Linked DNA regions of Homo sapiens: regions 2 and 3 are each linked to region 1. Evidence: chromatin loops called from intact Hi-C (ENCODE). Cell type or tissue: heart right ventricle. All regions are shown on one strand. Each heading gives the region's core, and the rest is flanking DNA. Links, peaks and the distances in the headings are about the cores only.

Region 1 (10,228 bases), core at 3,447-8,446:
TTGTACCAACTAGAGTGGCGGAAAAAGAAGAAAAAACAAAGGGACAAGATGTTGCCAGTAAACTGCCACTGGTGACACTTCACACTCAGTGTCGGTTAAAATTACTGAAGTTAGAGAGAATTAAAGACTACCTTCTCATGGTGGAAGAATTCATTAGAAATCAGGAACAAATAAAACTATTAGAAGAAAAGCAAGAGGAGGGAAGATCAAAAGTGGATGATCTGAGGGGGACCCCAATGTCAGTAGGAAACTTGGAAGAGATCATCGATGACAATCATGCCATTGTGTCTACATCTGTGGGCTCAGAACACTATGACAGCATTATTTCATTTGTAGAGAAGGATCTGCTGGAACCTGGCTGCTCGATTCTGCTCAGACACAAGGTACATGCGGTGATAGGGGTGCTGATGGATGATACGGGTCCCCTGGTCACAATGATGAAGGTGGAGAAGGCCCCCCAGGAGACCTATGTCAATACTGGGGGGTTGGACAACCAAATTCAGGAAATTAAGGAATCTATGGAGCTTCCTCTCCCCCATCCTGAATATTATGAAGAGATGGGTACAAAGCCTCCTAAAGGGGTCATTCTCTGTGGTCCACCTGGCACAGGTAAAAACCTTGTTAGCCAAAGCAGTAGCAAACCAAACCTCAGCCACTTTCTTGAGAGTGGTTGGCTCTGAACTTATTCAGAAGTACCTAGGTGATGGGCCCAAACTCGTACGGCAAGTATTTCAAGTTGCTGAAGAACATGCACCATCCATCATGTTTACTGATGAAATTGAAGCCATTGGGACAAAAAGATATGACTCCAATTCTGGTGGTGAGAGAGAAATTCAGCAAACAATGTTGGAATTGGAACTGTTGAACCAATTGGGTGGATTTGATTCTAGGGAAGATGTGAAAGTTATCATGGCCACAAAACAAGTAGAAACTTTGGATCCAGTACTTATCAGACCAGGCCGCATTGACAAGAAGATCGAGTTCCACCTGCCTGATGAAAAGACTAAGAAGCACATCTTTCAGATTCACACAAGCAGGATGACACTGGCCAATGATGTAACCCTGGACGACTTGATCATGGCTAAAGATGACTTCTCTGGTGCTGACATCAAGGCAATCTGTACAGAAGCTGGTCTGATGGCCTTAAGAGAACATAGAATGAAAGCAACAAATGAAGACTTCAAAAAATCTATAGAAAGTGTTCTTTATAAGAAACACGAAGGCATCCCTGAGGGGCTTTATCTCTAGTGAACCACCGCTGCCATCAGGAAGATGGTTGGGAGATTTCCCAACCCCTGAAAGGGATGAGGTTGGGGGAGTTGCCCAGAGGAATCCCTGTTCCCATTGATTTTTATTAGCAAAGCATCCTGTGTGTATTTTGGAGTACGATGTGTGAGTGCCCAATGGGTGGCCTTCATCTGTCGGTCACTGTGCAGCACTCTGCTTCCAAATAAAGCATGCTCTTTCACAAAAAAAAAAAAAAAAAAAAAAAAAAAAAAAAAAAAGATGGTTGATGCTGAACAAGAGGTGGTCTCAGGTGGGTAACATGAAAGTGCTGGTTAATGTCCCGAGTTAATGGGTTCAGAGATTTCAAAGGAAGATGAAAATTTGACTTGAGAAGGATTTTTTACCTTTCCAAGGTTTCATCTGACAGAGCAAGCCACTTGGACACAAAATGAGTTTATAAGAGCAGCAAACAGAACCAAACCTGAAAGCATCGCCAGTCTCTGTGTTGGGTCCATTTGAGCACCTTGATGCCAACTCTTTAAGCCTGGGTGGGAGGCAAGACTACCTAGAGTTTCTTTACTTTTTAAGTATGTGCAATCTGATGACCTCTTCTCTCTCATCAGGTTCAGCTTTGTCTGACCAGTACCTAAGGCAAATGTTGGCCTCACAAACTTTTCCAAACACCAAGCATTTAATAAGAGTATCAACTCTGGCTCATGCAAAAGTGAATGACTAGTAGAAATAATGGGGACAGAAACAGAGGTGTTCTTGTCATCCGATCATCCCTTTTCCTGGAAAATTTGAATATTTTCCATAAAATTATTATACAGTTATTCACTTTAAAGCTGTTCTCAAATGTCCATAGAGGCTCAGTCATGAACGGATATTCATTGAGGCTTCACACTGTCTGGGCATGTCAGGAACCATCCATGTAATAAATAGACATGAGCACACATCTATGAAAACTTAGCTGGTTACTCAAGACAGTGTGTCCAAGCATAACCTGGAAATTCGTCCCATGAGGACTCAGAAGCAGGAAAGAAAATGTCACTGTTAACTGATGTGCACAGAAAAGGCTTCATTGATGGAAGAAGAATAGAACTCAGGCAGAGAAGAGGAAAGAAGGGCCTCTGGGTGGGAAGGCACCCAGAGCAAAGGCACCCAGGTGGGAATGCGTATGCATACTAGGATGCAGAATTCTCTCCATTATACCTAAGGGTCAAGGAGGTGGGAGCAATGTAAGAACCGAAAAATGTTTTCAGATGTAGAATTAGCATATATAAAGGAATAAGATTTTTTTCTGATTTATAAAAATATTCCTGAAGTTATTCTAAAATTAAGCAACATTTAGTTTAAGATCTAACGAATCACTCTTTTAGAGAAGAAAATAATTATATGAGAAAAGAATCCTCTCCCCTCATTGTATGAGCTGTTAATTCTCCATTGTTCTCTGCGTGTTGGTTATTTATCTATTGTCTCTTGGATCCAAGCCCACCTTTCTATACTCTGCTCTTGGATATGGTAAGCCATCTGGTTCATTTCCCCTTAGATGCTGCCGGCAGAAGCCTTAGAGTGTGACTGGAGGTTGGGAGGAAGGAAAGGGACCCTCCTTCCTGGTCTTTGCACTTTCTGGGAGTGTCTCTCCAGCAGCAGTATTGCTCCAGCAGCATAGTTGGCTCCAGCTTTCAGTAGCCCCAGAACCAGCCTCCCATTCCCCCTGGCAGGCACTAGCAACAGCCAGGCGATGCCCATCTCCAGGGGGTTGAGCTCAGTCAATGGGTCCGCCTCTGAGCCACTTGGTTCTGCTAACTCTACCTCTTGACTGTTGTTTCCCCAGGCCTAGAGTATGTAACTGATTTGTCAAATTAATTTTATTTTTTTAAAGATAAGTTCATGTAACATAAAATTCACTGTTTGAAAGTGTACAATTCAGTGATTATTAGTAAATTCATAATGTTGTGCAACCATTACCATGATCTAATTCTACTATGTCTTCATCACTCCAAAAAGAAACCCTGTATCTCCCAGTTACCACCAATTACCTTTTTTTACTTTGCAGTCAACAAGTGTTTCCTGGAGAGATACCCCTAGACTGTGTAAACATCCCATTCTTTACTCAACTTTCACCTTCCAGCTTTCAAATCTATTGATGCATTTTGCCTAAAATAATTACTATGGTTCTCAAATTGCTCTAAGTCCTTAATTTTTTCAGCATTCATTAGCTGGCATTCTACTTTAGGAAAGAGCATTCTCTTTCCATTTATGTGTTCATTTGCTTGTTATATCAGGACAGACTCATGGATATCTATTTTAATCAATGGGATATAATCTAATACTGTGGTTACTTGGACACACAAATCATCCCAGATTGGGCCAGCTGGCACCCCTTCCGGCTGTCCCATGTCCTCTATGTTGCCATCATTATTTGATTACTTTCTTACCTTCTGGCACAACAAGATATTTTAAACTTGGCATATTTTTCCTGGTCCACCTGTGAGATCGGCCATTTCTCCAAGGAATTCTGGTCCATATTCATGGAAAAATAGTATAATATTTAGAAACTAAATTCTAGGTAGGATCTTTGTTATTGGATTTCACTACTCCCAAGCTCTCTCTAGTACAAAGCTAGGAAATGTATGTATTTGTGTACATGTGTGAATGTGTATACATACGCACACATGAAGATATAAAGTGTATGCACAGACTCACAGAAATGTATATCAACGTTTTGTTTCTTTATCCAACCCCACATAGTGCAAACTCTAAATTTACACCAAAACTTCTCATCCTAATCCCATAGACCACAGCGTTCATTCTAGCTTTCTTCTTTCCTATGTTTATTACTCTTTTCTTGCAGTGAGAAACCTGGCTCCCACCGCCTCATTATAATGACTTATTTCCTCAGCCCTCCTGCCCACTGCTTTTACTCCATCTCCCAAGCCCAGAGAGCTAGCACCCCCATTTAGCCATCTTCCTTGCATGGCCAGAAACCCCATGGGGCCGATAATCTATCTGAAAACATTTCATTAATGATAAAAATATATATTGTGATCTAATGACTTAAACCTATTTCCTTTGCAGAAAGTGTTGCAAATGTTATAATACAGCAAACTCCTTGAATGTGTGTGTCTTCCAGTAATTTTGATAGACTGGCCAGGGTGAAAGTTAATCCATGAATGTGATAGAGTGTTTTCTCTGAGAAAAGCTAACTTTATGCCTTTAAATCCATGAGTTGTACATGAACATGACATGAGCAAACATGTATTGTTCAATGGTTCCTGGTGGCCACTGTTTTTATTCTGGATTTTTGCTTCATAAAAACGATAAATCTGATGTTACAAGCTTTCTAAGAAAGCTCACATTTTTCCTAAGGCTCAAAATTGAAAGGAAAAAGATGTTGCATGGCTTCATGAGCCACTTAGTACTGCAATTCAACTGTTAAAAATTACAAACAAAAATTTTATTTAATTTCTTGCTTGCCCTTAATAGGAAAGGCATCTTTAAAGGATTGTTGACTATAGTTTCTGGAATGGTTCATACTGGAAGATCCTCTCAGCTAATCAAACACTGCTCCTTTTTCTTTTCACTAGATGCATTGTGGCCTGAACATGAACATACATGAGGCTAAGTAATTTTTTTTTTTTTTTTTGAGACAGGGTCTTGCTCTGTCACTCAGGCTGGAGTGCAGTGGCACAATCATGGCTCACTGCAACCTCAAGGGCTCAAGTGATCTTCCTGCCTCAGCCTCCCTAGTAGCCGGTGTGTGCCACCACACCCAGCCAATTTTTTTGTAGAGATGGGGTCCCACTATGTTGCCCAGACTGGTCTCAAACTCCTGGGCTCAAGTGATCCTCCCACCTCACTCTCCCAAACTGTTGGGATTATAGGCATGAGCCACCAGGCCTGACCAGCAATTTATACCTTCTCTGACTCTTAAACCTGCCCTGGGGCCATTGGTGTACTCATTGTATTTAACAACCAGCTTTCTGGGGTGCTGCAGGGAGAGGGGTAGTCCTGATTTGCAGTAAATGGCCATTTTTGTAGCATAAATACTCCCACCATGGCCAACATCAAGCTACCAACATGACATCACTTAACTAGGGGCAGGGAAGAGATTACACAACTGGCTCTCATGAGCTTGTGTGAGCCACCTCCAGCCCGGATGCCCGTGTGTACCTATAAACCAACCAGAACCACCCACCCACTTAAGCATTGTCTCCAAACTGCCAGTGACTTAAAAAAAGTTCTGTACCCTAGAGAGATAAGGGTTCAGGAAACAGGCTATAGTCCTTGATTTTGGGTGTTCACATGCTTAACTCAGAGAGATGACTGTCCTGTATCCATGATCAACAGAGAGGTTTTTGCTGGGAACAAGAGAAACGGGAAGAGAATAAGTGAAAGAAAAAATAAAATCAGCAAACTGTCTTGAAGTCAAAAGTGCGCTTGTGGTAAAGCATATGAGATCAACCACCTCCTATGTTTTCACAGTTCTGCTCTGCCTGGAGGGAAGTACCAGCTCCAAAGGAGGTCCAGCTGGTCTCCTGTGCGCAGGATTTGCAGGCTGAGGGTTAAAGGCGCTCTAAGCCATGGAGCACCTCTGACCCCCACTGGCTGCTGTCATGCATTGCACCTCAGGGATGGCCAAGGCCCCTCAGTACATTGCCCTTTCCTAAACACAAGTGACCAGTTTCTCCTTTGCTGTATTGTCAGGACTTTCCACCAAGTGCCATCTATTTCTCATCCATCTCCTTTGAAATATTTTCACTCTTTATCTACTTCTCTGGGCTGGTAGATATTTCTAAGTCATTGTATAGTGCATGGATTTTATTTTCATTTTCGTTTGATCAGAAAATGAGTCGAGAAGATATGACATTGTTGCATATGTGGTTGATTTTCATTTCTCTTTTTCTCATCCTTTTGGTGACAAACACCAGGAGCTGCTTCTTTTTGTATAAGAAGTCCTTCAGCACCTATACTGGTCATCATCTGAAGCGCATACTCTCTTGCGGTCCCTTTGATAGAGCAAGAGCACCACCCACAGCAACAAAACATGCCCTGAGTCTCTGGAGGGAGCCTGGACAGTTAATGAAACCCAGGGCCAATGGACCACAAAGCCCAGTCCGTAATCAGAGTGCTGCATCAATTGCGCACACTCAAGTGTCTGATTCCATCGGTTCAGTTTGGTATCTGTATGGCGTCTGTCTATTTGTATGATACCTTGGTAATCTGACTCATGAATTAGACCAGACCAAAGCAACCTGGGGGAAAGGCGGAGTATTTGTGGGTAAGGAACATGCCTTCCAGCCTTGTTCTAAAAACCAAACATTAGTTGTACATTCCAGTTATTCCTCAAAGGAATTATTTTTTTCCAGTACCCTGTATTAAATTAATTTTGATTTTGCACCTAGTCTCACTGCTTTAGATCATAACCTGAGTGTGACTTCCCTTTGCTGAGCAGGAAAAGTCTTGCCTCTCTACATCTCTATGTATCACTTTCAAATACAAAATTCTGGGTTTCTTATTCTAAAGAACTGCTTTCTGCTCTTGTTTCTCATGGCCAGCAGAGGGACTCCAGAGAAACCCTCAGACAGAGCGTGGGATTAGGCCACTTTGTGGTGGTGAAAGTTCCCCCAGCTCTCTAGAGAAGTGACATTTAACCCTAGGGTTTCCCAGCACACATACAAAAGGTTTGAGAAATAGAGCCAGGTCTCTCAGGACCACAGGTAACAATAATCTTTACCTGAGGCTGAGAAGAGCTTTGTAATCACATCCACCCCTGGCAGAGAGAAAGAAAGCAGGTTAGCACTTAAAAAAAAAAAAAAAAAAAAAGAATTGTGAAAACTGAAGGAGAAAACAACCAGAACCGTGGACGCGAGCCATTATTCCTCGTTGACGTCACAGCCCTCCAGAGCTGCAGAGAGGGGATATTTGGGAGACTAGGGACCAACTCAATTTTATTATGTTTTGTTGGCTGATAAACTTCACAAATGTCCTAGTCATCACTGAAATTATTTAGTCACTTGTCACACTTTTCTCCTTTATTTCCCAATGTTATAGACAATGAGCAAATTGTATAGGAAATAAACTGTTTGTTTTGCAACAGATGCTGGAGAGCATGTGGAGAAATAGGAATGCTTTTACACTGTTGGTGGGAGTGTAATTTAGTTCAACCACTGTGGAAGACAGTGTGGTGATTCCTCAAGGATCTAGAACCAGAAATACCATTTGACCCAGTAATCCCGTTACTGGGTATATACCCAAAGGATTATAAATCATTCTACTATGAAGACACATGCATGCGTATGTTTATTGCAGCCCTACTCACAATAGCAAAGTCTTGGAACCAACCCAAATGCCCATCAATGATAGACTGGATAAAGAATGGATAGAATGGACATAGACACCATGGAATACTATGCAGCCATAAAAAAGGATGAGTTCATGTCCTTTGCAGGGACATGGATGAAGCTGGAAACCATCATTCTCAGGAAACTAACACAGGAACAGAAAACCAAACACTTTCATGTTCTCACTCATAAGTGGGAGTTGAACAATGAGAACACATGGACACAGGGAGGGGAACATAACATACTGGAGCCTGTTGCGGGGGGTGGGGGACTAGGGGAGGGATAGCATTAGGACAAATACCTAATGTAGATGACAGGCTGATGGGTGTAGCAAACCACCATGGCACGTGTGTACCTATGTAACAAACCTGCACATTCTACACATGTACCCCAGAACTTACAGTAAAAAAAAATAAACTTTAAAAAGGATATGAACTCTTTGTTTTAATAAAATGTATATTATAATCAGGCACAGTGGCCCACACCTATAACCTTAGCTCTTTGGGAGGCTGAGGCAGGCAAATCACTTGAGCTCAGGAGTTTGAGACCAGCCTGGACAACACGGCAAAACCCCATCTCTAAAAAGAACAATTACACAAATTAGCCAAGTGTGATGGGTGTGGTGGTGCATGCCTGTAGTCCCAGCTACATGGAAGGCTGAGGTGCAAGGGTCATTTGAGCCCAGGAGGTCGAGGCTGCAGTTAGCCGAGATCACACCACTGCACTCCAGCCTGGGCAACAACGAGACCCTGTCTCAAAAAATTAAATAAAATGTATATTACAGTCAGACAGGCTACTCTGTGAATTCTGAATGGGCCACTGTCTCTAATCAGAAAGCTTTGTAGATATTCTTGGCACATGGCAATGGCATCCTCAATCAGTGTCTATGTGGCTTTACTAAAAATTAACCAAAGATCGGTTTTATTTCTTAATACTAGACAAGACTGATCAAGCAATAAGAAGTTGTGGTGTACTTGCCATGTTCAGGGAGTATATAAGGCAATGAATGCAAGGGTTGCAGCAAAGAAACATGGGACACAGTCCCTGAATATAAGAAGCTATCTACCTAGGAAGATGAGGCCCAATCCGATACAAGCAATAAAGAAGTATCAAGTAATCTCTTTACTGATAATACTGATCAGGATAGTAATAGTGGCAGTGTATTGAGTGTTTACTCTGTTCCAACGACTGTGCTAAATGCTTTATATAAATCATGTTGTTGAATCCTCAAAACAACTTTATTAAGTAGGTACTATAATTATTGCCACTTTAGGGGTAAGGAAACCAACCCACATAAAGTTTAAATCATTTGCCAGGATTTTATTCCAGGCTGTCCGACACCAAAGACCATGCCTTTAAATATCCAGCAATCTGTAATGCCTCATAAGAGCAAAGGGAGTTCAAAGTGGGGAGATCAGCATGGGATGGATGAGACCTTCACGGAAGAGGGATCCTGGAGATGTAGATGTGGTTTGGGGTAAAGAGAGGATGGAGAAGACCTTCCAAGGAAGGAGGGAGAAGGAGAGGGAGAGCACACACAGGCTGAGAAGTGAAAATGCACAAAGCTCATTGGGGTCCCAAGAGTTACCCTGCTGCCACTGCACACCCTTTTTGCATGGATGTTAGTGGGTGGATAATGGTGGTCAGGTGACAGAAGCACATGGAAGTTAGGATTATGGAAGGGCCTCCTTGAAAAAAGCCTTCAGAAATGAGAGGGAAATAAAAACAATTGAAACCAAAACAAAGTTGATGAGTGGAACCTAATTAAACTAAAGAGCTTTTACACAGCAAAAGAAACTATCAACAGAGTAAATAGACAATCTAGGGAACGGGAGAAAATATTTGCAAACTATGCATCTGAAAAAAGTCTAATATCCAGACTCTATAAGGAAATTAAACTAATCAACAAGCAAAAACCAAATAACCTCATTAAAAAATGGGCAGAGGACCTAAACAGACACTTCTCAGAAGACATGCAAGTGGCCAACAAACATATGAAGAAATGCTCATCTGGCTGGGTGCGATGGCTCATGCCTGTCATCCCAGCACTTTGAGAGGCCTGGGCAGGAGGATCACTTGAGGTCAGGAGTTAGAGACCAGCCTAGTCAACATGGTGGAACCCCATCTCTACTAAAAATACAAAAAAAAAATTAGCAGGGTGTGGTGGCGCACTTGTAATCCCAGCTACTTGGGCGGCTAAGGTGGGAGAATCATTTGAACCCACCTACCTGGGAGGTGGAGGTTGCAGTGAGCTAAGATCGCGTCACTGCATTCCAGCTTGAGCAACAAAGCGAGACTCCATCTCAAAAAAAAAAAAAAGTTCATCATCACTAATCATCAGAGAAATGGAAATCAAAACCACCATGAGACACTATCTCACGCCATTCAGAATGACCATTACTAAAAAGTAAAAAAAAAAAAAAAAACAGATGCTGGCAAGGCTGCAGAGAAAACGGAATACCTATACACTGTTGGTGGGAATGTAAATTAGATCAGCCACTGTGGAAAGCAGTTTGGCGACTTCTCAGAGAATTTAAAACAGAGCTACCATTCGACCCAGAAATCCCATTATTGGGTATATGCCCAAAGGAAAATAAATTATTATACCAAAAAGACACATGCACTCATATGTTCATTGCCATGCTACTCACAAT
Region 2 (10,228 bases), core at 3,088-8,087, 320 kb before region 1:
GTGATGTCTCATCCTGTGGACTTCCTGGTACTCTACAGGGCACCATTCTTGGGGCATAGAGCATGTCTGCTTTGTATGGTTGTTATTTGGGTCTATGTCTTCTTATCTTCTCAGCTCTAGTGAAAGTTTAATGAGTAGAGGCGCTATGTACCATATGGCATTGTAATGATCAAAGTGTTTTGTACATAGGAAATGCTTTCGGAAAAAAATTGCTAACAGAATGGCAGCTGAAAATCAATTTCTTGGCCAGGTACAGTGGCTCAAGCCTGTAGTCTCAGCAATTTGGGAGGCTGAAGCAGGAGGATTGCTTGAGCCCAGGAGTTCGAGACCAGCCTGGGCAACATGATGAAACCCCATCTCTACAACAAATACAAAAATTAGCAAAATTAATTGAGCATGGTAGTATGCACTTACAGTCCCAGCTACTCAGGAGGCTGAAGTGGGAGGATTCCTGGAGCCTGGGAGGCAGAGGTTGCAGTGAGCTGAGATCACACCACTGAGCTTCACACCACTGCGCTTCAGCCTGGGCAACAGAGCAAGACAGTGTCTCAAAAAAAAAAAAAAAAAAAGAAAGACAATTAACTTTTAGTAAAAGCCTTCTTTTTTCATGATCATTTGAATGCCTACCATATTTATTTATATTTAGAATATTGTTGTTATATTTTATTATTGAGGAGCTAAAACAAGCATTGAAAAGACAGGGCTTGGTACCTGTTATGGAGTGAATTGTATCTTCCCCCTCCAAATTCATGTATCCTAATCTCTGATACCGCAGAATGTGACTGCATTTGAAGAGAGTCTTTAAAGAGGTAATTATTGTTAAATGGGGTCACTGGAATTATCCCGCTAGGATTACCAACGTGACTGGTGTCTTCATAAGAAGAGAGTAGGACATAGACATGTACAGAGGGAAGAGCATGTGGAGACCCAGGGAGGAGGCGATGGCCACCTACAAGCCAAGGAGAGAGGCCTCAGAAGTAGCCCACTCCTTGATCTTGGCCTTCTAGCCTCCAGAATCGTGAGACAATAAACTCCTGTTGCTAGCCTCCCAGACTGTGATACTGTGTTATGGCAGCCCTGGCAAACTAATAGAGTACCTATGATTTTGTTTATTGTGTGGGATAATCAAGGAACTGAGCCCTTTATTAAAGACTTTAAATATGCCTCTACAGTATAATGTGAGATAGGAAATCTGGATTCAAATCCTGGTCCTGCTACTTGCTCACTGTGCAATCTCAGACAAGTCACTTAACCTCACTGAACTTTGATTTTCTCAGTTGTACACATGTGGAAAATGCTATATTTAACTTGTGGGGTTGTGGAAATAACTAAAAAAACAGCATAGAGGTGCCCTCTTCCCTCACCCTCCTGTGGTGGATACTCACAGAATGGAGGGAAGGACCCTGGTGTCCTGTTTCCCAGCTGAGCACATGGAATTCTCTGGTTGCAACTTGAACAGCAACCTGAGAGATGAAACGTGAGCTAGCCCAGCACCCCACAGTTTGAGGCAGGGCGATATGGGTGCTTGCTTCCGAGCGAGGGCATCTCTGGTCCTGGATGTCCATTTGTGAGTTTACAGGCAGGGCAATTTGCCCATTCCCCAGTCATTTTCACAGCAGCTGGTGTCATAAATTACCACAATCACAAGTCCTCTCAAAGCGGGGCATTCCTGACATGGAATGAAGACCTACAGCCCCAGAGCATCTGATGAGATTGGATTTGTCAATAAGGGCAGTAGCCAGGCCCACGGGTGTTTGAGTACAAACTCTGGGGTCAGCAGCTGGGGCCACACCTTGGGAAGCTGCCCACTTTACTTAGGTTGTTTGCAGTAAAGTAGCTTCCGCAGTGGTTCTGAGGAGGAGGCTCCCGGCGCTCTCCCTAGGCGACATTCTGCTCCATGCCTGGATCTGGGCGTCCCACCCTCTCCCTGGGGTGCTGACAGTCAGAAACCCAGGCGTGTCAGGAAGAGCTCAGAGTTGGGCAAGCTCTGAGAACCATTTCAGCTCAGTGAAAGAGGCCGGTTAAGTTTTTGGTTTCAGAGGAGATACTTTCAGGGGGGTGAGAGGAAAGGGAAGAGGCCAAGATGCAAGGTCTGGCTGCCATTGGTCAGGGTCAGCCTGGGCTGTGGTGTTAAGGGGGTTTCAGCAGCCACTGTTGTTTCTGTTGCTCTGGCAACCAGAGGAGAAATACACAACGCCCAGTGCAGGTGCACAAGTGTTGAGTGCAGGCCCATTTCCTCCAATCGGCCCCAGCCAGCCCAGAGGCAGCGACCTAGGGGCTCCTCCCAGGATGGCTAGCTGAAAGTTTTGGTGTGTGGAGGCTGAAATGTGGAAACTAAATTTGAAGGGCGTTGACTACAGGGGCTGTGGGCAGCACCTGGTGGCACCCTCCCTCTCACGCAGGAAAGCCGGGCCTGGGGCTTGGATGGGTCAACTGGATCTCCTGCCTGTCCCTAGTTGGTTTTCCTGCTTCCGGTGGCTGCAGCCCCAGCAGCTACATCCTGGATCCTATTGAGGAAGCTTGGTGCTAGGTCAGACCCGTGACTTGCAGCTCCACCCTGGAGCTCTGGTGCGAAGCTGTGGCTGCCTGGGAGGGTGTGAGGGTTCCCTTATTCTGGTGCCTCCCTTTGCTGAGCTTGCAGCGACCCCCGACCCCCAAGCCACTCTGCTAGGCTCTCCCTCTGTAAAGGTCTCTGATTAACAGCCCTGGGGACTGGTAGACACAGGTTCAGATCTCCGTCCCTGACTGATTGAACTTCTTTGAGATTCTGGTTTCCTTACCCATGAAGTGGAAGTAGTCAAACCCATCTCAAAGATTTGTGAGGAAGAAGTTTCTGTGAAAATACCTAAGGCAGCACCTGACACATAGTAGGTGCTAAATAAATGGGGTCTTTGCCTCTTGCGTAAGAGCCAGAATTCAAGAGGCCTTGATTTCTGATGCATTTGCACTCTCTAAGCTGACAGCTGGGCCTATTCCCTTGCCAGGAGTTTCAGGACCAAGGCCATCCCGCAAGCCCAGTCCATCAGCACTTCCTGAAGCTCTCTCTTCTCAGTATATCCAGAAACTCTCCACTCCCACCTCTCTCACTGCTACCTTATCCCAGCTCCATCACCTCTTACCTGGATTACTGCAGCTGCCTCCAAACTAGGCTCCCTGCTTCTGTCCCTGACTGCTCAAACTCTTCCTACTCAGCAGGCATCCTGCTATGCCAGTAGTCATCAGATGGTGCCTCTCCTCTGTTCAGAGCTTGCCAGAGTCTGCCTTTCTCATTCTGGGCCCCGCTTCTATTACCTCATTTCCCACCGCTTCCCTTTACTCTTTCTACTCCTGGCCTCTTTGCTGCTTCTTCAAAGTAAGAAGCATGCTCCCAAACAGGACATTTGCACGTGCTTTTTCCTCTCCCTGGGTGTCCACTCTGATGTCCTTATGGCTCATGCTCGCTTCCTTCAGCTTTCCACTCAGCCTTCCCCTTCTGAGCAAGGGCCTCCCTGACCACCCATCTAAAACATCACCCTCAATCCCCATCACTTCCTACCTCCCTGCTTGCTTTTTCTTCATATCCCCTATCATAACCTGAAATATACATTTATGTGTTTATTTTTGTCTTACTCTACCAAATGTAGGATTACCAACATTTCCTATCAAAGTGCAGGAAATGCGGTTTCTTCCTGTTGAGTCTTCACTGCCTAGCCAGTCTTCACCTGGCTCTTTCTTCCTGTTGAGTCTTCACTGCCTAGAACAGTGCTTGGCATACAGTAAACACTAAATGAATTTAAGTTGAATAAATGAATGAATGGATGGGATAGGGGAAAGAATATATATACATGTATCTACATATATTTAAATCTACATTAAGTGAAAGTGTTCATATATTTAGTTATACACATATATTTCTCTAGGGATATCTCCTTCGAAGAGAACATATGGAGATATATATATATATATAGATACACACACACACACACAAACACATATATCCTGAGTTGCTTCTGTCAGTACAGTACAGTCACTACTGTATTTGGGTGGCCTGTCCTAGCCCTTCTCTCAGATGATGATAACATTCTTGGGGCATTGGCTTGGGTGTAGGAGTTGGTTGGTGTGGGATCTGTGTAGACTCTTTGTGAGAGACCTGTGGAGAGCTGCATTTGTGTTTGTTGATGGTGGGTGACTGAGGTAGGCTTGTTGGGGGGAGGAATAAGGACATCGAGGCTATTGGAGGAGGCAGGAAGATGGAAGGGAAGTCATTGAAATAATCTTATGGCCATGGGTTTGAAATTAGTATCTGTCCATAGAGAGGTAAATCAGAGGCATCCAACGGGGAGGAGAATATCTCCAATCAGGAGGTGCTCACACAGTTTAGCGGCTTCCTGTCAGGTGCTCCCGGTGACACTCTGGGTCTTTTCTCCTCTCCCCCATAATTTTCTTTAAAACACAGTGTAAAGATAAGGGTAAGAATCACTTCAAGTAATGTGAGAAAACTGTAAGGAAAGAGGAAAAATGAAAATGCTGCCAATGGCAGGAAACGGCACATTTTAATCTTCTCAAACTAAATGGACTCCGCGTTGCATCTGGAATTGTGTGTGCTTGATAAACCTAATGTGGAAGCCCTTTGCTAAACATCTGACAAGAATCAGCCTCTCCATGAAATGTGAAAAGATGCCCCCACCCAGTTGTTAAGAGGCTGCATAAGAGAACAGAAAAAGTTTGCGCAGCTAACACAACACGGGGCTTGCCAAAATCATCCTGCCCTAATTCTCTTGTCAGCAGAGCCACTTTTCTGAAGAGCTAGCGACTCGTGACTTGGTTGCTGGATTCTGCCTGCCCTTCCTGCTGTGTATCCCCCACCCCACCCAGGACCCCTGAGCAGAGCACACCCTTTCTCTGTATTTTCACTTGTTGGGTATTCTTCAGGGCTTGAAGCCTCAGAAATTCCGTTGAGAACACAATGCTCTACGTTCAGGATGTGAACGGCTACAAATGTCGTATTGCTTATCTCGCTCTGTGCAACACCCAGCAGCTGCTGGCCTTTAACGAGGAGGCGGCACAGGGCTCAGGGAATCATCCTGTGTGTGCTTTGTTCTTGCATTTTGCAGCTGATTTAAGAGCAAGAAAGGAACAAACCCCATCTGATGTCTTTACTCCAGAGATCATCTCACATCCTTCCTAGGGCAGGAAGAGCAGGTGACTGGGACACCGGACATTTGGCAAGCTGGTGGCTTTCCTGCGTTGGCATGCTTTGCCGGGGTTTTCATGAAAAGACAATGACCTTTACAAAAAACAATGACCTTTGCAGAGATCTCGAAACCCTGGCAACTCAGCAGCAAACTCAGTTCCAAAAGCGTTCCTATTGCCTTTCCCAGCAGAGTTGAATAATTGGAAAGTAAAGAAGGACTTTTTAAAAATCACCAAAGTTTTTGGCAAATTTTAGGAGCTCTTTCCCCCACCCTGTAATTAAAGCAGAAGTAAACAGTAAAAGAATATCAAATTGCAGCTCGCTTCAGGAATAGATGCCCAAATAGAGCTGCTGCTTGTCCTAACCTGTGCTTTGAGACAGAAGGACAACCTCTCTGGGGAGCACTCCAATAGGTCCCCAGATCTGACACATCAAGATTAAGACATGAAGATTTGGAGCTGAGAGAGGAGAAAGGGTGAGTCATCTGGGCATTATCCAAAGAAAGAAAAAATGTCTTCCTCTTTCAAAGTTGCCTTCTCTGCACCATCCCTGAGCCCCTTCTGGTTGTTGGAGGTCATCTCCTGCATGGTACTACCTCACCTTGAAGGGGTTCTTAGGTCCAAGGCGATCAAAGCAGTCCTGCTCCCTGCTACACAGTGTGTGTGAATACTGTGTCAGACTGACTTGGTCTGTGTCTCATCCACTCATCAGCTGGTAACCCCAGACAAATTGCTGACCTTCTCTAACCTTCAGTTTTCTCAAGTCTACAAAGAGGGAACAATAGTATTTACCTTATAGGGCGGACATGGGACTTAAATGAAACAGTGTAAAGTTCTTGAGGCATAAGAACCACTCAAGCATTGATGTTACATGTATCAATAGTTAATTTCTTTTTACTGTTGTCCCATTGTATGTACATATCACGATTTGTTTATTCATTCACCTGTTGATGGATGTATGGATTGCTATTGCAAATAAAGCTGCTACTGTTTGTGTACAAGTCTGGTATAGATACATTTTCCCTTTTTTCTTTTTCTTTCTTTCTTTTTTTTTTTTTTTTTTTTTTTTTGAGGCAGAGTCTGGCTCTGTCGCCCAGGCTGGAGTGCAGTGGCACAATCTTGGCTCAATGTGACCTCTGCCTCCCAGGTTCAAGTGATTCTCCTGCCTCAGCCTCCCTAGTAGCTGGGATTACAGGTGCATGCCATCACATCCAGCTAATTTTTGTATTTTTAGTAGAGATGGGGTTTCTCCATGTTGGTCAGGTTGGTCTCGAACTCCTGACCTCATGATCCATCTGCCTTGGCCTCCCAAAGTGCTGGGATTACAGGCGTGAGCCACTGCACCTGGCCATTTTCCCTTTTTTCTTGGGTAAGTACTTAGGGATAGAATGGCTAGCTCAGATGGTAGCTGTATGTGTAACTTTTAAGGAAACTGTCAAACAATTTTCCAAAGTAGTCACATCATCTGGTGTTTCCATCAGTGGCTTATAAGAGTTCCAGTTCCTCCACATCCTTATCAGCACTTGGTGTGGTCAGTCTTTCTAATTTTATCCATTCACATATGCGAGTAGTGGTAGGTGATTCACATTTACTTTGGCTTGTAGTGAAGATATTTAGGTGAACATTCTGTGCAACTATATCATTCATTCATTGCACAGTGCACAGGCCTCAAAGCTCAAATATTATCTGAAGACAACCTGTTGTGAACTTAAATCTTTGATGGACAGTTGGATGCATCTGACTCTGAAGATTGAGTGAATTTCAAGTAGGAGCAGCCTAATGATTCAGGGCCATAGACTGTTACAGGTAGTTAGGCATGAGCAGGGCAGGACAGGGTTCTCCCCCAACCCACTAGAAATGTTGGGTGATGGTTTGGCAATTATTGCATTGCCTCTCTAAAAATATGTATTTGGCAGCTCCAGGGAGAGGCCATTTCCTGATGGTCCACACCTGTTAACCTCAAAATGTTAATTGAATGCAGGCCCCAGGGAGAAGCAACTTCCTGGGCATGCGTGTTAAGAGACAAAAATGGTGAAGTATGATCTTCTGGGGGCACACTCCACCGGAAAAGGGAAGAAAGCCTTAGATGGGCATGTGTATAACTCCCTAAATACATTGTGCATTCTCAACTCCAACGGGTAAGGAAAGCACTGGGCATGTGGAAAGCCCACCCTAAAGGAAAAATCTTGGGAAAGAGGCAAGCCTATAAAGTCCTAGGATCAAGGTTAAAGGCCCCTCTTTTTTGCTGTCTTCTTTTGCTCTCTTTTCTTTCTTGGACCTTCAAGCACCCGCTTGGGTCTCCTACAAGCGAATTTTCCTCTCTTTCCTGTTCTAAAGCCTTTTAAATAAACTTCTACTCCTGCCCCGAAACTTGCCTTGGTCTCTTCTTCTGCTATATGCCCCTCAGTCAAATTCTTTCTTCAGAGGAGGCAAGAACTGAAGTTGCTGTGGACCCCTTATGGATTCACTGCCGGTAACTTGGGTCTCTTCCACTGGTAACAAGACCACTTAATTTTCTTCTCATTACTTCTACTAAAGCCAAATAATTGCTGTGATTTTATTAATTCACCTACAAAGCCAATAATGAACCCTGGTTCATATCACCTTTAGCTCCTGTTACTAATAATAACAAACATCATAAGATTGGCAACGCTATTAGTTTTGCCCTGTGTTTATAATAATGAGGTTAGGGAAGGTATTCTTCACTACTTTTGGGGACTCAAAAGAGAGAATCCATAGGAGAAATTTAACTCTGGCTTTAGTTCTAGAAGTAGCTTTGTTTGTCCTGAGCAAATGGTTTGTTTTTCCTGATGAACAGTGGAAATCGTGCTGTTTCTTTCTTCACGCTGGTAACCAGAGACTTAGAGCCAAATTTGCCTTCTACTCCATAGCAAGTTTATCTGACTTTATGCTATGTATTTAGTAAACTAACCTATGCCTGGCTCCACGTTACTTTCCTATTTTAATTTTCTATTTGCTTTACTTTCCATACTAGTTAAAATATTTTGAATTTAAATGAATTTTTAAAACTATGTGTTTATGATCAGAATCCAAAAGGCATAATTTAAGGTATCTCTCACTCTTGCTCCAAAACCATCTGTTCCCCTTTCCCAGGGGAAACTGCTTTTATCAGTTTGTACTGTGTCTTTGCAGAGAATCTAGGTGACTAAAAGTATCCATGAGAATAGAAGTATAGTATATGTATGGGTGTGTGTAGTACATATTTGTAAGCAGTCTATTGAACAAGTTGAAGTTGGTAGGGTATAAATAGAAAGCAACTTTATTCCTGCTCATTGTTGACTCTTGAAATTCACTCTGTTGTTTCCTTGCCTGCCTATGGATGAATTCTGTGGCAGATACCTTGGCTTTTCTAGTTACTTTCAGATATAAGTAGGTAGTCTAACTTACCCTTAAAAAGTCTAGACTGCTGGTGAGGATATGGAGAAAAGGAACACTTGCACATTGTTGGTGGGAGTGTAAATTAGTTCAACCATTGGGGAAAGCAGTACGGCAATTCCTCAAAGAGCTAAAAGCACGACTACGATTTGACCCAGCAATCCTATACTGGGTATATACCCAGAGGAATGGAAATCATTCTACCATAAAGACATATGCATGCAAATGTTCACTGCAGCACTTTTCATAGTAGCAAAGACATGGAATCAACCTAAATGCCCATCAGTGACAGACTGGATAAAGAAAATGTGGTACATATAAACTGTGAAATACTATGCAGCCATACAAAAGACAGAAATCAGGCTAGGCACAGTGGGTCATGCCTGTAATCCCAACACTTTGGGAGACTGTGACGTGTGGATCACTTGAGGTCAGGAGTTCGAGACCAGCCTGACCAACATGGTGAAACACCGTCTCTACTAAAAATACAAAAATTAGCTGGGCGTGGTGACGGGCGCCTTTCTTGGGGGTTGGTGGAAGGTGAGTAGAGGGGAAAATTGGGCAGGAAATGAGGACTCTACTGAAAAGATTAGGCCATGTTATGCGATTTATCAAAATATTTTTCCATTGGGAAAATGGGACAAGTACTGTCTGACTGAGTTCTTGCAGAAATTTCTGAAAATACTCAGAGATTTAATGTTCTGCTTGAAAGGAACTACAGAAAAGCAACACACTCTTTTAACTCATTGTTTAGCATGAGTAGACTTTAAATTGCTCTAGAATGAGTTTTGTACTTTGACGGTTTTTTGGTGCACATATCATACACAAACAAAGCCAAAATGAAAAAGTACAGAATCTGAAAAACTATATCATTTGGGTTTCTCCAGACTAAACAAAACATTTCCAGTATGGCTAGATAAAAAGATTTTTCTAACCCTCCCTGTCCCTCACCCCACCTTCCTATGGGAGGACCAAATTTGCAGCACAGTTCAAGAATGTTGAATTAAGAGCCTTGAATGGTTTCTATTCATGGTAAATCTCTTGGCTTTGGGCAGAGGGCAAGAACTCAACCATACCACTGGACAGGTTTGTTGGAATTCAGTCAGTGAGTGTTTCCTCTAGATTACAATTCTTTCCACAAAAATATTTTTCTAGGCAAGTAGTTCCATAATTTATTAGCTTCAAGAACCTACAAAGTCAAATAGAGGTAAACTTTGACTGGGAGAAAATAAATAGTAGATTTTAGAAGATGCAGACCACAGCGATTTGGGAAAATATCATTTTCCATCATTGCTATCAATGCAGTGTTAGTGCTCTGTGAACCAGAACCGCTATTCTCTTTCCTTGCCACCTCACAGTCTTACCTCCTGCAAGCCAGTGCACCAGAGTGACATATAATCACAATTACGTGATCATCTACTGCTACCAAATCTTTAGTAACTTCTTTTCAGTATTGGGTCAATTGAGTCCTCAAGATCTGTTTTATTGCCTTGTCTTTAAGCAGTCCAAAAAACCGATGAACGTATCTTCACATCAGAAGCCTTGACTTTACTGAAGTTATTATCAATTTCTTGTGTGGGTCTAGAAACAACACTGCACACTCCTTGTTTCTACTCTGCAGGCTAGTTTCCTGGGGTTGGCTTTCAGTTCCCCCAGGCTT
Region 3 (10,228 bases), core at 1,848-6,847, 330 kb after region 1:
GGAGCAGCTTCGTGTATATCAGTGTACACGGTATTCCTTAGGTCCCTTCCATTGGTAGTGATGCTGCGAGTTATTACTGGAGAAAAGGAATTCTAGAGCTTTAACTTGGCAGATTAAAAGTACTCATTTTTTATTCATCAATAATTAGTAATCTCACTAGTTTTCAAAAATTTGCATATTATTGACAACCTCTTTGAAGATGCATTTCACAAACTCAACAGAGTGCCATGATAAGAGCTAGGGATCCCCCAAACTATCTCAAGCATCTAAAAAATTGCCATTTTTAAAGGCTTAAATTGTAGTAGTAAAGGGGAAAACAGGAAGTAGTAGTAAAGGGGAAAAAAAACCAATAAAGCATCTAAAAAATTGGCATGTTAAAAGGCTTAAATTGCTAATGTGTGTATATATATATATATATATACACACACATATCATTGACTTTTCTTAAGACTTCAGAGTACTGGGTAGATGAACACTTTATACAGTATATATCTTCAGCTTAAATTTGTTTTGAGTATTTTTTTTATTTTTAAATAAGTAGGCAAAGATTTAAATTTTTTTATTTTTAGTAAATGTTTGAGGCACACTAAGACAACTTGGGCAATATTTGCCAAAACAAAACAGAACCCCAAAAAATGTACATCTTGTTCTTAGCAAATATCATTATTGTAGAGACACTTAATAAAGAGATGGTATTTTAATGTCTGCAGTTCTGAGGTAGGGTGGAACTTAGTTCTACATTGTGATTTAGGAATTTTTAAAACCTTTTTTCTTCAAGGGAGAAGTGACCCAGGCCTCGAGTTTAGTGCTAAAGCCGCTAGTGTACTTATGCTGTCCCCTAACCACCACGTGCGATATGGAAGCAGATGCTAAATATAGGGGTTTTCTTAGAAAGTAAGAGGAAATTAGCAAGCGTTATTAGTGATTGACTACTGCTATCAAGTGAATTCAAAGGAAACAGGTTTTTATGCCATATTTAAGTTACAGAAACCAGGCATGCTTAGAATAGTTTCTAGAGGTTATTGGAGAATAGAAAGCTAAGAAAACTTGGTATACATTTACAATGGAAATATAATTACACTTTTTACTCTCAGAATATTGTTCACATTAGACTTCCTGTTTATCTTTTATATTCTTGCATTTATATAATGCCTCATCCTTTCAAAGTTCTTTCACATATTATATGATCTTCTTTATGAAAAAAATAGATGTTTCATTCTGATATATTCAGTTTCCCACTTTAGGCAAAAGTAGATTAATAGAATGACGAATTCAAAGTAGATGAGGAAAATCAGGCACAGAGAAGTAAAGGTAGGGATAGACCCAAATTTACACAACAAGATAATGACATCTCCAGCTTTTAAGTTGATCATCAAAGGCTGGGCTGGATTTGTCTTGCTGTATGTGTCAGGAAATTTATACCTATTACATTTTCCATTTTCTCAAAATTTAAGTCACATGACTAATATTTAGCTGCAACTTTCCTCATAACAAATAGTGTCATGAAGAATGTTGTAGTGTGAAGTTTGTACATTTCAGGGTCAGATATACAATATGAACTCTTAATCTACAGGAATGAGAATGGAGGATCATTGAAGGCCATGATATAAACAAATTTGCATGTTGAAGCCTGTATAAAACATGGTACAGTGAGTGAATATACCCCCATCCCCAAGAACACTTTATACATATTAAATGGATATATGATTACTGTGCAAAAATTCATTCTGGAAATGAACATATATTTGAGCACTAATATGTAATGTACACCTGCCCTAAGGAGAAAATAAATTATAAAACTTTTTACATTCAAAATTACTTTCCCAAGCATGTCTTAGAATAATCTATGTGTTGATGCATGTAAATTGTACTTTAGGTAGGCAAAGAAATCTGGTTATTTATGTAAAAACTAGTCTAATAAAGTTAGTTAGTGGCTTTATCACTTTAAATCTTTAGTGTCCAAAAGTGGTGTTTAAAGTAATAGCACATCAGAAAACCTTGTCTGGACAAAACTAGTTCACTCACTGCTTCTGCACCTGCAGTTGCTCCCTTTAGGGTTATAAAATAATGACCCAAATGTTACATGTGTTGATATTATAACTTGTCAGTTACTGATGTCTGTGGTATCCTACCCTCATCTCTGAAAGGGATAATACTGAATAATTATTAGAAAACTATAAAACTTCACACTTTGTACCATTAAAACCTAAAATTTTAATCTTGTCCTTTTTTACTATGGATCAGTCGGCACTCGGGAACAGCAGCAAGGAAAAAAAGCAAATTTCATTCACATGTTCTGTGTTCATACCTCTTCTCTACCTAATTGTTCATTTAAATTTCAGCCTTATTCCTTGATAAGGGATTTTACCACATGAAGTCATCCAGTGACCCTAGCTCTTATTGTGAAGTTAGTGGAGTATACTTAGAAATGTTACAACTTTAAAATGTTACAAAACATTCATTAAAGCTCATATTTAAAGTAGAGCATCTAGTTTGAGAAATAGAAATCAATTATTAAAGATGTCTTTTTTCTACCCATTTAACTAGTTAAAACCATGACATGTAAATGTAGAAGTAGAATAATCATAGAATTCCCTAAAATATTTCTGTTTACTAACATATATTGACCAAGTACATCAAGCAGGAGAGATCTTCCTTCATTCTGTTATAGTCCACATCATTCTAATTTTGCTCAGTTGTTATTAAGAGCATATTCCTAAACCATACACTTTTGTTTCAATAAAGTTTTATTTTGTTGAGATGAATAAAATAACAAAGTTATAAGCTGCATAAGACAAAAGTTCAATTGTTCAAAAAAAATTTACTGGGATAGCTTTCTATTACAGGTATTGTTAGATTATATTGTGCTGATAAGATTACTTTCTAAAAAATTTGTACTTTTCTGTAAATTAAAAGAATATGGAGTCATAAAATGGCAAGTGTTTTAGGATTAGCCTAAAATTGGACATTGTCATTGATTTCAAAGAAGGTATGAACTAGCAGTCTTACAGCCTAATTCTTCTTTGGACTGGTCCTTGGCAGCAGTTCCTTTTCAGACTCGATAAACAGAATTCAGATGATGTAAGTCAAAACAAAACTTTACAAAGCCAAGCGTATTATCTTTTGCATTAACCTATTTTTTTCCATCATACATGCTACTAGTATGTGCATTAGCATGATATTCTCATATACATTGCATTAAAAATTAAAAGGTGGCAGCTCAGGGTGAGCTCTTCTGTTGCTCATTTGTTCCTAAATTTTTAAGGGCTTTTTCTCAGTCAATAGTTTGTACAAACTGGTTAGTTTAACTTCATTACCCATTTCATTAAAGTTGATGGGTCGTGTGATGAGATGCATTTAAGGCCGATAGTGATAGATGTTTTTTTTATTTCTTGAACACAGGCTTTGTCTGAATGATGTTCTTTTATCTCTTGAACACAAGCTTTGAATGATAACTACAGGTTTTAAGTGCTGTTACATTAATACCATAATGTGATGTGTTAGAAACAAAGGGATATTTCAAAGGTAGATATTTGAAAATTCTCTAGTCTCAATATGTATGTGTATTGAATATACTCTAAAAATAAATGTGCAATTTGCTAGTAGGACAATGCAGTGACTGACTAGCATTAGGTATGTTTCTTTTATATCCTAGCTATGTCCCACTTTCTTCTAAGTGCAATCCTTTCATGTTCACTTGCTGTTTTACCCCATCTACTCTAACTTCATTTGGAAGGCTTGTCTAGAGTATAGCATGTATTTTTACCTTTGCAGTGAATTGCATGTGCTAATTGTAACCACAGCTATTTTTATGTTGACATAACTCCAAATGTTATATTAAATGTTCTATTATATATTAGCTCTAATCCCTTAAGTAAATTTTAAGAAATAAATACTTGTTCAAATTTTTTTTCTGTATGTGGTTACTATCATCTGACTATGCATATTTGTAACAGCATTTATCATTAGTGGTGTTAGCTAAATAAGCATCTTAGTGTAAATGAGATGCTTCGTGTGGGTTTTGTGACATTTTAAATGACATAATGGAATGTGATTTAAAAGAAAACCAGTACACTATCTTGGTCTTAATAACATAGAATGGAGATGGCAAATTTATCCACTAGTTTTCCAGATTTACTATTTAATAGCTGAGGTCTGAAATCGTAGCATCCTCCCTCCTAGTGGACATTAAAAAAAAAAAAAAAAAAAAAAACCTACTTGGTTGTCAAGAGCCCAAGTATGGAGGTGCTGCGCCATCTTGTGGCCTGTCTGTGCCCACCCTGCACTCTGCTGGAGTCTCCATCCTTGTTGCAGTGAGACTTGAAGTTCAAGATTGATACATGGCATCCTCCTGCTACTTCTTGAGGTTACTAAGTAGTATATGAAACTAATCAGTCAGCAAGTCCACCTGGAAGGAAAAGAAAATCTCAACTATTAATGTGCCTTCACATTGTGATTTTGTCTAAAAAAATGTAGTGAGTCAAAAAACCCACAAGCCAGCCAACAGTAACTCCTTCACATATATACCAGAGTTTATAGAAATAACATGTCAGCTTTGGGCTATGTGCTCCTTTGTTTAAAATCTTCTATTTGGTTATGGCTTGTATAGGCTCAAGCCTGATTTCTTTAAGGTGTGGTGGCTCATCTTATCCTAATGTGTATGATAGATACAGTCCATCCTGCTTTGGAAAAGATTATGTAACTCCTTGAGAGCATACTCTTTCTCTAGCCCAAAGGCAGTGAGAGAGTTTTCTTGTTCAGGATTGCTTAACTTTCCATTTAAGCTTTTTCTTTTTAAATTAATACAAACTTCTACACTTTCAAAATACGAAATATATTACAACTGCGTATAGGCTCTTCCATACTTAAGTCCAGTGCTTGGGCAAGTTAATGGAGTGAAAGACTACAAGCAAAGAGGAACTGAGGTAGAAAAAGAAGAATGTGTGAAAGCAGCAGGAAGCTCAGCCAACTCGAAAGCAGGGTGAACAGCTTGAGTCCTGTTGCTGCTGATCGGGGTTGGCTCTTGGACAACTTAGTAAGATCATGGAAAGGCTGCTTGGGTTCTCCATAGAAAAGTTCTGTCTCCATCAAGGGAGGAAAATGTACCTTTCAACTCAAAATTCAATATTTGTTTTTAAATATAGCTATTTTCCCCAACCGCTAAAGATTTTCAACAGATACGAAGCCAGAGCTTAGTTTTAGAAACCTGTGGACATTCAAACCTGATTCTTTATTCCCTGTGACTATGGTTATGTCATTTTACATGTCAAAAAAGTGTATCTAGAATTGTCATTTCTTATTTTTGAGCTTTTTTTAGTGAGAATTATCCCCTCACTTAAATGGCTTTTTATTTAAACATCTGTGCATTCTGTATGAAATTGTAGTCTTTCTGGGATAACATGGTGAGCTATATGGTGGTAATCCACACACACAAAAATAAAAGCCAAAAAAAAACCAAAACCCTCAGGTAAAGTATTTCTCTTTCTTCAACTGTCTCATTAGCCCTGGCTGTGGATGGTCTTTCTGAGACAGGCTAGCCAGAGTAATTCAACGGCCACAAGTGGTTTCTCCCCCAGAGTGCTGGTTCAAACTCTGAATGAGACCAGCCTGTTGATTAGAAATCTAATACCTCAGTCCAGGCCTACTTTCCTAGAACAATCTTCACTTAGTAACAGGTCCAAGACACAACTATTAAGTATACATCTGGGTCCCTTCCCCGTAGGAAAAGGTTTTCCCTGCAGTCTTGCCTGTAGTCAGAAGCAGCCTGTTGACTAATGATAGCTTTTAAATGAATTTATAGAAAATTCTTGGAAATAGGCTCTATAAGCTTTATGAGAGGGATAATGCTTTTAAAGGAATGGCATGAAGGGGAATATTTAAATAAAAAGGCACTGAGATTCTGACAATAGAAACCATAATTCTGCATAAGCGTTCTGAGAATGAAAAGTCAGCCACTCTTCAGGTCAAAGTCAGTGTGGATTTTGCCAGTTGTTCAATCTAGACATACGAACACCAGGGCTACCCAGCCAGCATCAGTGCCTAGGAAAGGACCTCCAAGAAACTTTTAACTGCCACGGTCAGAATCGAGACTAGACATTGCTGCTGGGGGTGAGGGGCCGCTCCTCTTCAAATGAACCGGCAGACCTTTCTGATCACCTGCTGGGGGCCACATGCCGGAGCAGGGTGTCCAAAGGTGAGCAAATATATGCCATCTATGAAGTGTTTACTGTGGGTTATGAAATCCTAGAAACTTATGAGGTAAATACCAGCACCATTTACAAATGCAGCCTCCAAGAGGTTGAATAACTTGCCCGGGGTCATGTGGTTGACAAACAGTGGAGTTCCAACTCCAACCTGATCCAAAGTCCGCATTCTTTGATGTGTACACCAATTGTACCCAACCACTTAAGCAAAATTCTTGATGACGTCATGCCCAGGCTAGCTTAAGGAGAATGCACACCTGCTTCCCAGGCCCTTCAAACTCTTCTGAGTTTCTCTTCCCCTCATCTCCCTCCCCACCACCCTTATTTGTGAATATGGGGCACCTTGTGCCCTCAAGCAGCCCCCTGCAATTGCCTACCTTGAAGTGTCCTAACTGAGCCTCGAGCCCAGAGCAGTACTTCTCCTTATGCCCTCAAGGTTTACTCCGAGGCTGGCTCCCCACCCCTACTAGCACATACATTTGCTCTGACCCTATAGAGCAACCCCTGCAAAAGAGGTCAATGTGTCCCACTTTCCTGAGAATGCACCCTCACACGACCCCTGGAGTCTCATTCTTTTGGCCAAAGAAAGACTCCTCTAATGGTGGAATCTAGCCCATGGCAACTAGTGACAGGAGGATCTCCGGCAGGGGCTTTTCCTGGGTGCTCAGACCACGGTCCTACCCCAGGTGGTTCTGTCCACAGACTTCCCCGGGCCCGCTGCCTAGCGCGAGCACCCGTTCCAGCCTGCCTCACCTTCACGGTGCCGCCAGCCACTCCTCTCCATCTCCTGCCACTCCCAGAGGGGCTGCCTGCTGCTGCCCCGCTGTGCTGACCTCATTCCCCACATTTGCTTTCTGTCCTTTTGGGGCCTCGCTGGACCTTTCCAACCCCCCAGCTGCACACTTTATAGTTTCCAGAACATACTGAGTTTCTTCTAACCTAGCCCATGCACATGATTTCCTCCCCTAGAATGTTCTCCAGTCCCCAGTCCCTGTTAAGCTGGGAAATTCTTACTGGTTCACCAAAAATCAACTCAAATAGATACCCTCTTGAGGGAAATCTTCCATTCTTCTCTCTCCTTCCCCCTGAGTTAAGGGCCTTCTATATCCTGGCACCTACTGCTGGGCCTCTGGAGAGAGGGCCCCAGCTCAGTCCTCTCCTGGCCCAGCATAGTGCTCGGTGTTTGGCAGAGCTTGCTTATATGAACAGGTAAGTGGGTGAATAAACAAGTTATTTTTAATTTTAAAAAATGTTTAAAATGTGTCTCAGGTTTCTTCTAATCCAGAGTTGCACAGTGCCATAGGCAGTCAGGAATCTGCCTCCTTCGCATCTCAAACCTGGGATCATTTCCTGATTCCCATCCCACCCTGGCTACAGGCAAGAGCTTCCCCCAACCAAGAGAGAGAGAGTCTTGCTCTGTTGCCCAGGCTCAAGCAATCCTCCCACCTCAGCCTCTCAAGTAGCTCAGACTACAGGCAGCACTGCCATGCCCGGCTAATTTTTCTTTTTTCTTTTTTGTAGACACGGGCTCACTTTGTTGGCCAGGCTGGTCTCAAATGCCTGGCTTCAAGCTATCTTCCATCCTTGGCCTTCCAAAGTGCTGTGATTACATCTCTGAACCACCGTGCCTTGGCAAGAGCTTTCATTTGAAGCAAAATATATACTCAATCCAAAAGCAAAAATTTAGAGAAAATTAAAGTCAGATGGATCCTTATTAAATCATTTTATCCAAACTCCTCATCCTGGACGAGGAAAATGAGGTCCAGAGAAGAGGGGCCAGCAAACTTTCCAACAGCACAGGAGAAAACGCTGGGTTTGTGGGTTATAAAAGGACGGCCCTGCCCTTTGGGAAGTTACTGTCTAGTGAGGAAGACGGAGTGAACCAGGATCAGGCTCCGCCTTAAGAACACATCAGAAAGTGCAAGTAGGCTCAGGCCCTACAAACCAGGCTACGACCAACCCCTGGCCAAACACCAGGCAGCTCCCAGTATAAAACAATCCCCCAATTCCTCAACGAGAAGATCCCAAGAAAAGTTTTTGGACAGCTTAACTGTGTGAGCTTTACAGATGTTGATTAAATAGTCAGATGTCTGCCTATGATCCATATTTTAAATAAGATGATGTGGAACAATGCAGAAATATAGAATTGATTTTGTTCACTCGTACTTTATGAAGATAGTTCCATGCAACTCTTCACTTGCAATTGGACACTGAGGTCCTTCCTCGTCATTACCAGATCCCCTTTGTGAATCATAGGCACAGGTTTTGGGAGCTCGTTCCTAACATTTCCATCTAGTTGTGTGAGAGACAGCAGACAATGCTGTCGTGGAAAACAGTATTCAAGCCTTAAGTATCCACTTTTATCTTAAGAGACTTTCCCCCCATCCCAGTAATGTAACCTGTTACCATTTTGCTTTTTAAAATGGTCTTTAAAAAACTTTACACTGAAATCTAACCTAGTTAATATTGAGATCATATCCCAGGAATAATGACTAAATCCCTTGTCTCCTTTTATGCCAGTTCCTTCTGGTGATCTCCGTGTGATTCTCAAAATTAAAAATTAACATTGGATGAGGTCATTTTAGTGAATGGGTCTTTCGCAAACAGAACTTTTGTGTTTAAATAACGAAGAGAGGCCAAGCACAGAGGCTCACGCCTGTAATCCCAGCACTTTCGGAGGCCAAAGTGGGCAGATCACTTGAGGTCAGGAATTTGAGACCAGCCTGGCCAACATGGTGAAACCCCGTCTCTACTAAAAATACAAGAATTAGCCTGGCGTGGTGGTGCGGCACCTGTAATCCCAGCTACTTGGGTGCCTGAGGCAGGAGAATCACTTGAACCCGGGAGGCGGAGGCTGCAGTGAGCCAAGGTCATGCCACTGCACTCCAGCCTGGGTGACAGGGCGAGAATCTGTCTCAGAAAAATAATAAATAAATAAATAAGAAGAGAGAAACTGTGATATGAGAAACTTTGTAAGTACTTTACTAAAGCACTCCCTCTTTTTTGGGGAAAGATTTTTCAGAAAACATTTTATGTTCGGGCAAAAAGCTGTGCTCATCGGGATGCCTTCCTGGAGGAAAAGCATCTTCTGTAGAATTTTGTCGTGCAGGCATGAGCTGGTGACCAGGAGAGCCAGCAGTGTGCACAAACTGTTTTCAAATCAATGTTGCCTCAGTTCTCTGGGTCAGACTAAACTATAATTCTTATTGTTACAATGAGACTTGTATTTCAGGACTGGCCGGAAGAATTTTTGTTGACCCCTCTGAGCAACATCTAGATATTCCCTGCCCTCTTTCCAGCCCTTTGCCAAAGATGTGACTTCAAGCAAGGAGGACCCCTCAGTCCTCATATCTCCATCAGCCCCAGCAGGGACACAGATGGATTTATCTACAACCCATGCTCAAGTGCTCGTGGGGAGGTAATCTTACACTTTTTCTACTCCCAGGACAGAAAGGAATGCCCAAGGTGGCACCTAATCATACACCTCTGACCTTGAGGCAGGTTCAAAAGAGACGTCTAATCACCACCGTGTTTTTGAAACACAATCTCATGCTGTGGCCCAGGCTGGAGTGCAGTTATGCGCTCTTAGGTAACTGCAACCTCGAATTCATGGGCTGGAGCAATCCTCCTGCCTCAGCCCCCAAAGCAACTGGGATGACAGACGTGTGCCACCAGACCTGGCTAATTTTTTAAAAAAAGTTTTGTAGGGATGGAGTGTCACTATGTTGCCCAGGCTAGCCTCAACATCCTGGCCTCAAGTGATGCTCCTGCCTTGGCCTCCCAAAGTGCTGAGATTACAGTTGTGAGCCACTGTGCCAGTCCAACCACAACATTTTTACTACATTTAAGGCAACATCAAACAGGTTTCTGTCTTCTCCAATAGAGTCATGTGTGAATGTAAGCCAGCCCCATTTCCAAACAAGGAGGCTTTCTTCGTGCAGATAATTCTGCAGGTGTCAGATTTTCTACTGATTCCATGCTAAATGAAAGGTCACAATCTGGTGATGTCAAAGGGCCTCCCGTAG

The links. Hi-C counts contacts between places; a loop is a spot of excess contacts. Peaks named below come from ENCODE experiments on the same cell type or tissue, not always from the same donor. Only the 100,000 strongest peaks of a DNase experiment are listed, where the experiment ranks them.
Region 2: it touches region 1 in a loop (2.4-fold over the local background); 10 of 110 quality-filtered maps call a loop at or near these places.
Region 3: a loop joins it to region 1, with 6 times the contacts of the local background. A loop is called at or near these places in 35 of 110 quality-filtered maps.

What each region holds. Positions count from the first base shown.
Region 1 is chr5:56,266,319-56,276,546 of GRCh38, reverse strand. It overlaps the pseudogene PSMC1P4. Among named protein-coding and RNA genes, the nearest start is that of ANKRD55, 38 kb to the right of the region's middle. In heart right ventricle, for the core only: CTCF peaks have their summits at 5,838 (motif pointing left) and 6,785 (motif pointing right); a DNase peak (open chromatin) is centred at 5,806.
Region 2 is chr5:56,581,045-56,591,272 of GRCh38, reverse strand. All of the region lies in intron 1 of C5orf67 (chromosome 5 putative open reading frame 67), which reads left to right. Among named protein-coding and RNA genes, the nearest start is that of C5orf67, 20 kb to the left of the region's middle. RefSeq lists enhancers at 2,004-2,263, 2,394-2,473. In heart right ventricle, for the core only: no CTCF peak of the experiment used is centred there; DNase peaks (open chromatin) are centred at 4,742 and 5,022; H3K4me3 peaks cover 1,324 bases; H3K27ac peaks cover 2,454 bases.
Region 3 is chr5:55,930,327-55,940,554 of GRCh38, reverse strand. It overlaps IL6ST (interleukin 6 cytokine family signal transducer), which reads left to right. Exons shown (of 17, transcript NM_002184.4): 17 at 1-5,460. Among named protein-coding and RNA genes, the nearest start is that of IL6ST, 60 kb to the left of the region's middle. In heart right ventricle, for the core only: CTCF peaks have their summits at 4,040 and 4,266 (motif pointing left); a DNase peak (open chromatin) is centred at 4,274; H3K27ac peaks cover 577 bases.